2 separate regions of the Homo sapiens genome follow, and region 2 is linked to region 1. Evidence: read pairs that join two places in POLR2A ChIA-PET (ENCODE). Cell type or tissue: Panc1. All regions are shown on one strand.

What was found. Peaks named below come from ENCODE experiments on the same cell type or tissue, not always from the same donor. Only the 100,000 strongest peaks of a DNase experiment are listed, where the experiment ranks them.
Region 2: POLR2A ChIA-PET joins it to region 1 with 5 read pairs; 3 of 35 experiments call an interaction of 5 or more read pairs at or near these places.

What each region holds. Positions count from the first base shown.
Region 1 is chr5:171,406,054-171,411,053 of GRCh38, reverse strand. It overlaps NPM1 (nucleophosmin 1), which reads right to left. Exons shown (of 11, transcript NM_002520.7): 10 at 3,280-3,354; 11 at 154-527. The coding sequence ends at 489. Among named protein-coding and RNA genes, the nearest start is that of FGF18, 11 kb to the left of the region's middle. In Panc1, no CTCF peak of the experiment used is centred here; no DNase peak of the experiment used is centred here; H3K27ac peaks cover 303 bases.
Region 2 is chr5:171,974,546-171,979,545 of GRCh38, reverse strand. All of the region lies in intron 1 of FBXW11 (F-box and WD repeat domain containing 11), which reads left to right. Among named protein-coding and RNA genes, the nearest start is that of FBXW11, 30 kb to the left of the region's middle. In Panc1, no CTCF peak of the experiment used is centred here; no DNase peak of the experiment used is centred here; H3K27ac peaks cover 2,430 bases.

The DNA.
Region 1 (5,000 bases):
ACAGCACTAAATCCTTATGATGAAAAAGTGGTTAGCTCCAGAGAGAATATTGAAGGGGAGGGCAGGGACATTCTCATAGAATTTTACAAGACTATTTGCCATTCCTAACTACATTAATTATTTCTTTGACAAAGTATAAAGCAGTTAAATAAGTCAATAGAAACCGTGCTACTTTATTAAAATACTGAGTTTTATTTCACATGTATATTTTTGTCTCCCCACCATTTCCATGTCTGACCACCGCTACTACTATGTCCTATCATAACATTCCATACATACTTAAAACCAAGCAAAGGGTGGAGTTCCATCTTTAAAAACTAAACAGGCATTTTGGACAACACATTCTTGGCAATAGAACCTGGACAACATTTATCAAACACGGTAGGGAAAGTTCTCACTCTGCATTATAAAAAGGACAGCCAGATATCAACTGTTACAGAAATGAAATAAGACGGAAAATTTTTTAACAAATTGTTTAAACTATTTTCTTAAAGAGACTTCCTCCACTGCCAGAGATCTTGAATAGCCTGGAAAAAAAAAAAAAGAAATGTGGTTAAGGAACCACAACACTTCATAGACATCAATAAATTAAATGTCTCTTTGCATAGTTCAACATCTATTTTTCATTCTACCACCAGAGAGTTAACTCTAGATAAAGATATGACTCCAAGAAAATTTATACTCAGATGTAATTTAATTCCAAACACTTTAATCAGTCATAAAAATGTGAACAATATACTAATAATTATTTAATAGTTTAGCATTATTTACTTAAGGAAATCAACAGAAAGAACAGAGACCCATATGGCCAATGTTACTTCCAACTTCATCTCCCGAGATCAGCTTTAGAGTTGGCCAGATTTGGCAAATAAAGTTACATAAACACCAGAAACTTATTCTGAATTGCCTGTGCATGTGTGCCTGGGCATGTGTACATTTAGAAAAAACTATATGCTGAGGCTAGGCATGGTGGCTCACGCCTGTAATCCCTACACTTTGGGAGACTGAGGCGGGCAGATCACTTCAGCTCAGGAATTTGAGACCAGCCTGGGCAACATGGTGAAACCCTGTCTACTAAAAATGCAAAAATTAGCCAGGCTTGGTGGTGTGCAACTACAGGAGGCCCAGCTACTCAGGAGGCTGAGGTGGGAGGACTGCCTGAGCCCAAGAGGCAGAGGTTGCAGTGAGCCAAGATCACACTACAGATGGGTACCAAAACAAAAAACAAACCAACAAAAAAAACAGCTGGCCAGGCATGGTGGCTCATGCCTGTAATCCCAGCACTTTAAGAGGCCAAGGTGTTGGATCACCTGAGAGGTCAGGAGTTCAAGACCAGCCTGGCCAACATGGCAAGGTGGTTCTGAAGAAAAGTCCAGAAGTTCACCAAGAACTAGAAATGAGATGACTCAGGATTCTCTCAGCTGTCACTGTTTCACAGCCAATGGGTTCTCAGGTACAAGGTAACTGAATACCGAATGCCAATATTAAATATCATAGAAATCTTTCTTTCTGAGATAGACTCTCACTCTGCCACCCAGACTGGAGTGCAGTGGCGCTCACTGCAACCTCTGCCTCCCAGGTTCAAGCGATCCTCCTGCCTCCGCCTCTTGAGTAGGTGGGATTACAGGTACATGCCACCATGCCCAGCTAAATTTAGTATTTTTAGTAGAGACAGAGTTTTGCCATGTTGCCTCCCAAAGTGCTGGGATTATAGGCATGAACTACCACGCCCAGCCAGAGATCTTATCATCAGGTTCAAACAAATATACATTGTCGTTGCTTGCATCATGCATCTCTATGTCAAAAACAGGAAGCATTTAGTTTTGATAATCTCTGTAACAGCAATTCAAGTTCAAGTTATTAAACATTTACTATTTATTCCAGAAATTTCATTCTGACACTTGAGAACACTTTCAATTCTAGAGCAAAAAAATACTTCTGGTAGGCTGGGCAAGGTGGCTCGTGCCTGTAATCCTAGCACTTTGGGAGGAAAAGATGGGAGGACTGCTTGAGGCCAGGAGTTCAAGACCAACCTGGCCAAAAATACTTTTTATAAAAAGAAAATACTTCTTGTAGAAGTGCTGGTTCAGTAATTTAATAGCTACAAGACTTTGTAGCTACAAGCCTTTGTTATAAAGTACAGAAGACTACTGCAACTTAATCATTAAATTTATCATCACTTTCCTTGGCAGTAGTTGAAGAATGCATCTCTTATGCTGCTTAGCTGTTAGTACATGCTGGTTATTTATGTCTGACTTTCCACTATTTTCAATATTAAATAAACAGTTGCATAACGCGGAGTTTCAAAATAATTTATGATTAATCAATGTTTAGTATTCCAAATAAACTCCCAAAACTCACACTTTAAACTTTAGGATTCAAATGTAGAGAAAAAACAGAACAGCAACCAAAGACTGAACCTGATCATCTTATAGCCCATCACTACAACTTTCACAAAGCTAAACTCAAAATTAACCATTATCAGGGTTTTACGAACCCGAAAACTAAAAATTGAAGTGCAATTAAATAATTGAAGTGCAAAATACTATGGCAGAAAAAAAACCAGCTAATTGCCAAATTTTCCTAATTTTTTGAAAAAAGCTGACCACAGGAAACCTAAAGACCATTAAATGCAGCATCCGTTCTCCACACGATACCTAACATCCCTATTTAACCACTTTTACATTGTCCTTACACTTATGAGTCAACTGTAAATAAGAGCAAAAATAAATGCATAATCTTTATGTTGACTAAGACTTTCACATGTACTAACTGTAAAATCTAACAGCTAACTCAAGCTTATGTATCTGGTAGTAGCCACAATTTAGTGTCTTGCTTCCAGATTTCATGTTAGGATGATTTTGGCATAATGTATTTCCCATAAGATCTAGGAAAAAAAAAAAAAAGATCTCTACCAACTCCCAAAAAAGCCAAGACCAGACTGCCCCAAGCAGTCAAATGGAACAGCAAGGAAAACCACAGCAATTTCCTTAACCAACATAGTACCAAAAAAGTAAAACTGAATTCAATAACCAAGAAATAATTTACCAACTATAGGAAATCTGGGAAAAATATACTAAAGTTATCATCTCAGACTGCCAACTGTATTCTTCATGCATTTCATTAAATACATGAGTTTTCAGGTATTTCATTAAATGAAATATTATCTGTGGTTAGGAACTTTTTAAAAAGAGCCAACACTTAAAAAGGGTAAAGGCAGAATCATAATAAATCACAAAAAAACTTGGATTTAATCATGTCCCCAGAAAATCCAGTTACCTCTTGGTCAGTCATCCGGAAGCAATTCTTCACATAATTGATGAATTTGGCTTCCACTTTGGGAAGAGAACCACCCTATTAAGACAAAAGCATTATTACAGGTAAGTAGAGAAATACACCGAGAGAGATACCTTTAGAAAATTCCTCAATAATCTGCATGCTACTACATGGATCAGTTTATTCTTTTTCCCTTCAACTTTCCAAGAATACTCCGTATCTTTTTCAGGGCCAGAAAGCCCTATTGGGCAGCATGGCTAGTATCTCTATTCAAACAGATTTGCCAAAGGGTCAAATCTTCCCTGACAACCTCTCTAGGAACATAAAATATAAGCTACACTTGAGATTCGACAAACAAACATGGCAACTCGGTTGCTTATCTAAATTATCTAACAAGTCGGTTATCACCCAGAACCAAATACAACCCATAACATCCCTTTGGAGAACCATGTCAAGTGACCCAAACTGTTCTTTAAAAACAAACAAACAAAACCCCACAAAACACTTGCTGACCACAAACTGGTTCAGAACAACAATGATCTGGTCATCAGTTAAAGATATATAAAGTTGAATGGGGAAAAAATTACAGTAATTACATTTCACTAATCACTCTTACCATTTCCTTCAAATTATGGATACAGGCAAGAAACTACAATAGGGGAAAAAATTACAGTAATTACACTTCTCTAATCACTCTCACCATTTCCTTCAAATTACGGATATAGGCAAGAAACTACAACAGTATTGGCAAGACCTGTGACTTTGTAACCAAAATTTCAAAACATTACTATTGCAAATATCTTGAAATGTTTGTATTTATCACTACTTTGGAATTTAAAGCATTGAATATATTTGTTTTTACTAAATTTAATTAATACCTTTCCCTCTAAGTATCTTTTATGCATTTTTAAAAGATTGAAAAGGTTTTCAAATGTCCAAGGGACTTTGGCAGAATCAGGTATAGCATTAAGAAACTTAACTGCCTCCAATAACCTAGTAAAATAAACCTCACAATTTCCATTTCAAAATTATTGTCACATACATTCTTAATTGATGCATTCAAATATTTATTGAGCAGCTAAGGAGATACAAAGGCGATTTAAAACATTGTCAGGTGAGGCAAATGCACAAGTAATAGAAAGCAAAGGGCAAGGTTCACTGAATCACAGCAGTCAGAAGAAAGTGCTTTAGGGAACCAAGAGATTGTTTCCAGCCTGAAGAGGCATGGGTGGCAAATCAGAAAAGGGGATTGAGATTAAAATAGAAGACTTCAGTCTGGATTGTTGATGACACTCAGTATGGACTATATTTGTCTCTCCTTTTCCTTTCTCCCCATCTTTGGGCTTAATTTACATGTAGTGCCCAGGACTGTTCAATGCGCCTGCAATTAAACCAAGGAGATAGGACCATATTAAAATGGAGGGGAGGGGCATCTAAAAGATGTCATTTTAGCATTGTATCCAAGGGACAAAAATCAGTGATAACCAGGAAGGCTAAAGGGTTTACAGTGTGACTAAAAGAAATATGTTCCAGTTCTAAAATTCTTTTTCCAGTGGACTTATCACTGTACAAGGAATCTACTGAAGCCACGAAAAATCTATAGATTACAAGAAAAACATGGGGAAATGAGTTGGCAATTTTTCACCACCCCACATTTGCTCTCAATAGTTGGAGTCTAAAAGTATTATTCATAGAATTAAAGCTTCTCTCAAATGTGCTTCCAA
Region 2 (5,000 bases), 570 kb before region 1:
TTACCTTTTTTTACAGAAGCAATTCACATTTATTATAGAAAAAATGAAAATAAATATAATGTAAAATAAGATGGAAAAATGTAATGAAAAACGTAAAGTAAGATGGAAAAAGAACAAAGTTTCCATTATAACTACTATTAATATATGGTATGTATTCTTCCCTTCCTTCATCTATACATATACATGTACATATGTATGTATGTATGTATGTATTATGTATGTATATATTTATTTTTTGAGAGAGGGTCTTTGTTTCCCAGGCTGGAATGCAGTAGCATGATTGTGGCTCATACCTTGACCTCCCAGGCTCAAGTGATCCACCTCAGTTGACTGAGTAGCTGGGACTACAGGCATGCAACACCATGACTGGCTAATTTTTGAAGTTTTGTAGAGACAAAATATAGGGTTTTTGTAGAGACAAAATGGGGTCTCCCTATGTTGCACAGGATGGTCTCTAACTTTTTTTAAGAGCATGAGTATTTCATATAGCCAAAGGTTTTACCCACTGTTCTTAACCTTTATGAACATGATGTGACATGACAGACTATATTCTCTGCATGAAACATGCTTTCTTCATGTTTATGCCATTTTAGGGTTTTAATAAATCAAAAAATCTCAGTTTAATTAAAGATTTAAAGATTTAAGTTACTAGTGACATTGGATGTATTTTTCTAATGTTTGTGGCTATTCGTATTTCTTTTGTGAAGAAAGAGAAGTGTTAAAATTAGCTGTAGTTCTGCTCTGCTGCTTCTAGGTGCATGGGGGAGTGTAGCGGAAGGAAATCACTAGGGTGAGGAACTTCTGATTTTGTCGTGACTGGGGCACTGCTGCTGCCCTTTTGTGATTGAAATGGCCATTTTTGTTAAAAGCCAGCTGTGGAAGTGTTTGCCTCACTCTGCATACTGTCCATGGCAAATGGAAATTGGGTCCCTTCTCTGCGTAGACTCTGGCTCTGGATGCTCTCTGTGAGACACTTTAGGATCAGTTGCTGTTGGCTTCACTGACAGCTTCAAGGACTCTCACTCCTACTACTAGCCTTTGCTGCTTTGAGGTGGGGTTCTGTTGGGAATTCCTTCCCCTTCTCAGGTGGGCTTTTATTTCTTAATATGCACTGAACCCTATTTCTCGTCCAGTTTTTTCCTGTATTATGTTTATAGAAATACCTTGAAAAAACTTATATATGTGGAGGGCACCACTGGACAGGTTTCAAGTGCCAATGTAGTTTGTCTTTTACTTTGATATTCCTTTGATGATTTTGGTTGCATCAGTCAGTAACCCCAACTTTGACACCTCTGTTTTCCTCCTGAGTCTTGTCTATTTTTGCTCTTTTTCACCCTCGCTTTCTGCACTTGAGTCACAGTGATTTTTTTTTCTTTTTCTCTGTTCCTCTGAACCTGCTTGAGGGTTACAACAAGCATTATAATTTGTTCTCATTATTAGGGAGGGGTCACCCTTTCTTCCTTGTCTAGTTAACCTCTGCTTGTCCTTTAGAGTTGAGCTGAAGTGTCAACTCCTTAGGAGCCATGCCTGGGTCCCCTAGGTACCCTTATAGATTAAGTTCCCTTGTCATGCTCTAGCAGCAGTCAGTTCTTTTTTTATTTTTACAGCTGTTAATGTAACTGTAGTTTACAAATTGATATGGTTTGGCTGTATCCCTACCCATATTTCATCTTGAATTCCCATGTGTTGTGGGAGGGACCCCGTGGGAGGTGATTGAATCATGGGAGCAGGTCTTTCCCATGCTGTTCTCGTGATAGTGAATAAGTCTCACGAGATCTGATCTTTCTTAAAAAGGGGAGTTTCCCTGCACAAGCTTCTCTCTCTTTGCTTGCTGCCATTCTACTTAAGATGTGACCTGCTCCTCCTTGCTTTCTGCCATGATTATGAGGCCTCCCCATCCATGTGGAACTGTAAGTCCAGTTAAACTTCTTTCTTTTGTAACTTGCCCAGTCTCAGGTATGTCTTTATTGGCAGCATGAAACGGACTGATACACAAATGTATTGCGTAATCCCCTGCTAGACAATCAGCTCTTATTAGAAAGTAATCTCCATGGGGGCGAGGATCATATCTGTTTTGTCATCTTCAGTTCATGGCATATTCATTCCCAGCATCTGTCTTAGTTTGTTTTGTGCTGCTATAACAAAATACCTGAGACTGGGTAATTTATAAAGAACAGAGATTTCTTTCTCTTCCTCTTTCTTTTTTCTTTTCTTTCTTTCTTTTTTTTTTTTTTTTGAGACATGGTCTTGCTCTGTTGCCCAGGCTGGAGTGCAGTGGTGCAGTCATGGCTCACTACAGCCTCACCTTTCTAGGCAGGGTTCAAGCGATCCACACGTGCCACCATACCCGACTAATTTTTAAATTTTCTGTGAAGGTGGGGTCTCCCTATGTTGCCCAGGCTGGTCTTAAACTCCTGGGCTCAAGTGATCTTCCTGTCTCATCCTCCTAAATTGCTGGGATTACAGGCGTGAGCCACCCTGCCTGGCCAGAGATTTCTTTTTTTTTTTTTGAGTTGGAGTTTTACTCTTGTTGCCCAGGCTGCACCATTTTGGCTCTCTTCAACCTCTGCCTCCTAGGTTCAAGCGACTCTCCTGCCTTAGCCTCCCAGGTAGCTGGGATTACAGACATGCACCACCACACCTGGCTAATTTTGTGTTTTTAGTAGAGATGGGATTTCACTGTGTTGGTCAGGCTAGTCTCAAATTCCTGACCTCAGGTGATCCACCTGCCTTGGGCTCCCAAATTGCTGGGGTTACAGGCGTGAACGACCACACCCGGCCCAGAGATTTATGTCTTAGAGCTCACCTGGAGGCTGGGAAGTCCAAGGTTAAGGGACCTGAATCTCAAAAGGGCCTTCTTGCTGCATTATCCCAGCAGAAGATGGAAGGGCGTGAGAGAGCTTTGCTTGATAGAGCAAGAGATTGAACTTGCAGCCTGAAACCCTTTTATAATTGGCATTAATCCATTCATGAGAGTGGAGCCCTCATGACCTAAACACTTACCATTAAGCCCCACCTCCCAGCACTGTTAGATTTGGGATTAAGTTTCCAACACATGCTTTTTGGAGGACATATGCAATCCATAACAGCATCTATCACAGTGCTTGCCAAGCAGTTGCCCAGTCGAATGAGGGAATAAATTTGGAAGAGCAAATGAGAATTACTATCTTATATCAAAAGGCTATTTCTACTTCCAAAGTGAGTATATTTGCTACTTAAACTCTTGGTGTTTTCTGTTTCAGTACCATCTCGTAATTGACTTGATCCTGAAAATTAAATAATTGGCATCAGAAACTTCTTTCAGAAGTTGAAAAAGCATCCCCTCTCCCCTCTCTGGTTCTAAACCAGATTTTAAAACTGTCGTTGACTTGTAAGTCGTCCAGATAGTTTTATCTCACTGTTACTTCAACTATCATTTTGAAGGAGTTGTCATGGCCTTAACTGCTGCCTTCCCCTCCTTCTTCCTCCCTTCCTCCCCTCCCTCTCTCCATCCTTCCATCCTCATGTGTTTTAGTGATTAATAGGTTGATTATTCCTGTGAGTTGTTAGTAAATGCTGTATATAGTCTCCTTTTGGAAACTCACCTGATAATCATCATTTTAATAATGTGTTTCCCAACATTTCCCAAACTTTCTGATCCCAGAATTCCTCCCCCCATATATTTGGTTCGAAATCTGTGTGATCCAAGAGACACACTTTTGGAAATGCTATTCTTTATGATTTTTGTTCGCCCTAATCCCTTTTATTCACCAAGAGTTTCTCTTGTCATCCTGCCAAAATAAGGAGGGAGGAGAGAACTAGTATTTGTTAAATACCTACTGTTTGCCAGATTTACACCCCCTGTTTCTTTTAACCTTTACTGTAACCTTGAAAGGTAGACTTGTTTTCCACATTTTAGCATGGGAAGAAGTAGGAACTGGAGGTGATTAATTTTTGCCCAAGGTCACGTAGATAGCAAAGTGATAGATTTTATTTACTTACATTTTACTTATTCATTTTTACTGTAATGCCTGTGCTCTTTCTCACACCAGCATGGGGTAAGAAAAACTCTTCTGATTGTTCTAGAGGCCCCACCTCTGTAATAACCACATCTTAGCCAGCAGCACTCGAGAGAGCCTGAGGCTCAGGAGCAGCAGGATCTCCAGGCTGTGGCTGGCCAGCAGCAGATTCTCTGCATTTGGGTAGATTGAGAAGAAAAGGGGGAAGCCTTGACTGCCTCTGCCTAAACTGCCTCTGTAAACTCTCATGTTCCTTCCCTTCCTTGTTCTCCCAGCTCCATTCTTTTCTAGTGGCATATGGCTTCTTTGTTGGAGTTTTAGGTTGATTTTTATTTAGTAATTTCACAGCTATTGTTTATTGGATGTCTCTTTTAATATAGCAGGTCTTGTACCTCTCCAGCCATTTAAACAGCTGACTCTTAGGTTATATAACTTGCTTGAGGTCACATAGTATTGCCAGGCGTGGTGGCTCACGCCTGTAATCCCAGCACTTTGGGAGGCCGAGGCGGGTGGGTCACTTGAGGTCAGGAGTTCGAGACTAGCCTGACCAACACAGTGAAACCCTGTCTCTACTAAAAATACAAAATTAACCGGGCGTGGTGGCGCGTGCCTGTAGTCCTAGCCACTTGGAAGGTTGAGGCAGGAGAATCACTTGAACCTGGGAGGTTGAGGTTGCAGTGAGCCGAGAAAGTGCCGTTGCACTCCAGCCTGGGCAACAAGATCGAAATTCTCAAAAGAGGTCACATAGTGTTAGACTTGGGATCTTAACCAACCTTTGCATGTTTTTTTGACAATGATATCTCTCTCTGTGTTTTTAAGAGATGAGGTCTTGTTATGTTGCCCAGGCTGAAGTGCAGTGAATATTTATAGGTGCAGTCGTAGCACACTGCAGCCTCTAACTCCTGGCCTCAAGTGATCCTCTTGCCTCAGCCTCCTGAGTAGCTGAAACTGTAGGCATAGGTTATGCTCGGCTTCTTCCTGTTTTTTTTTTAGCTTCAAGAA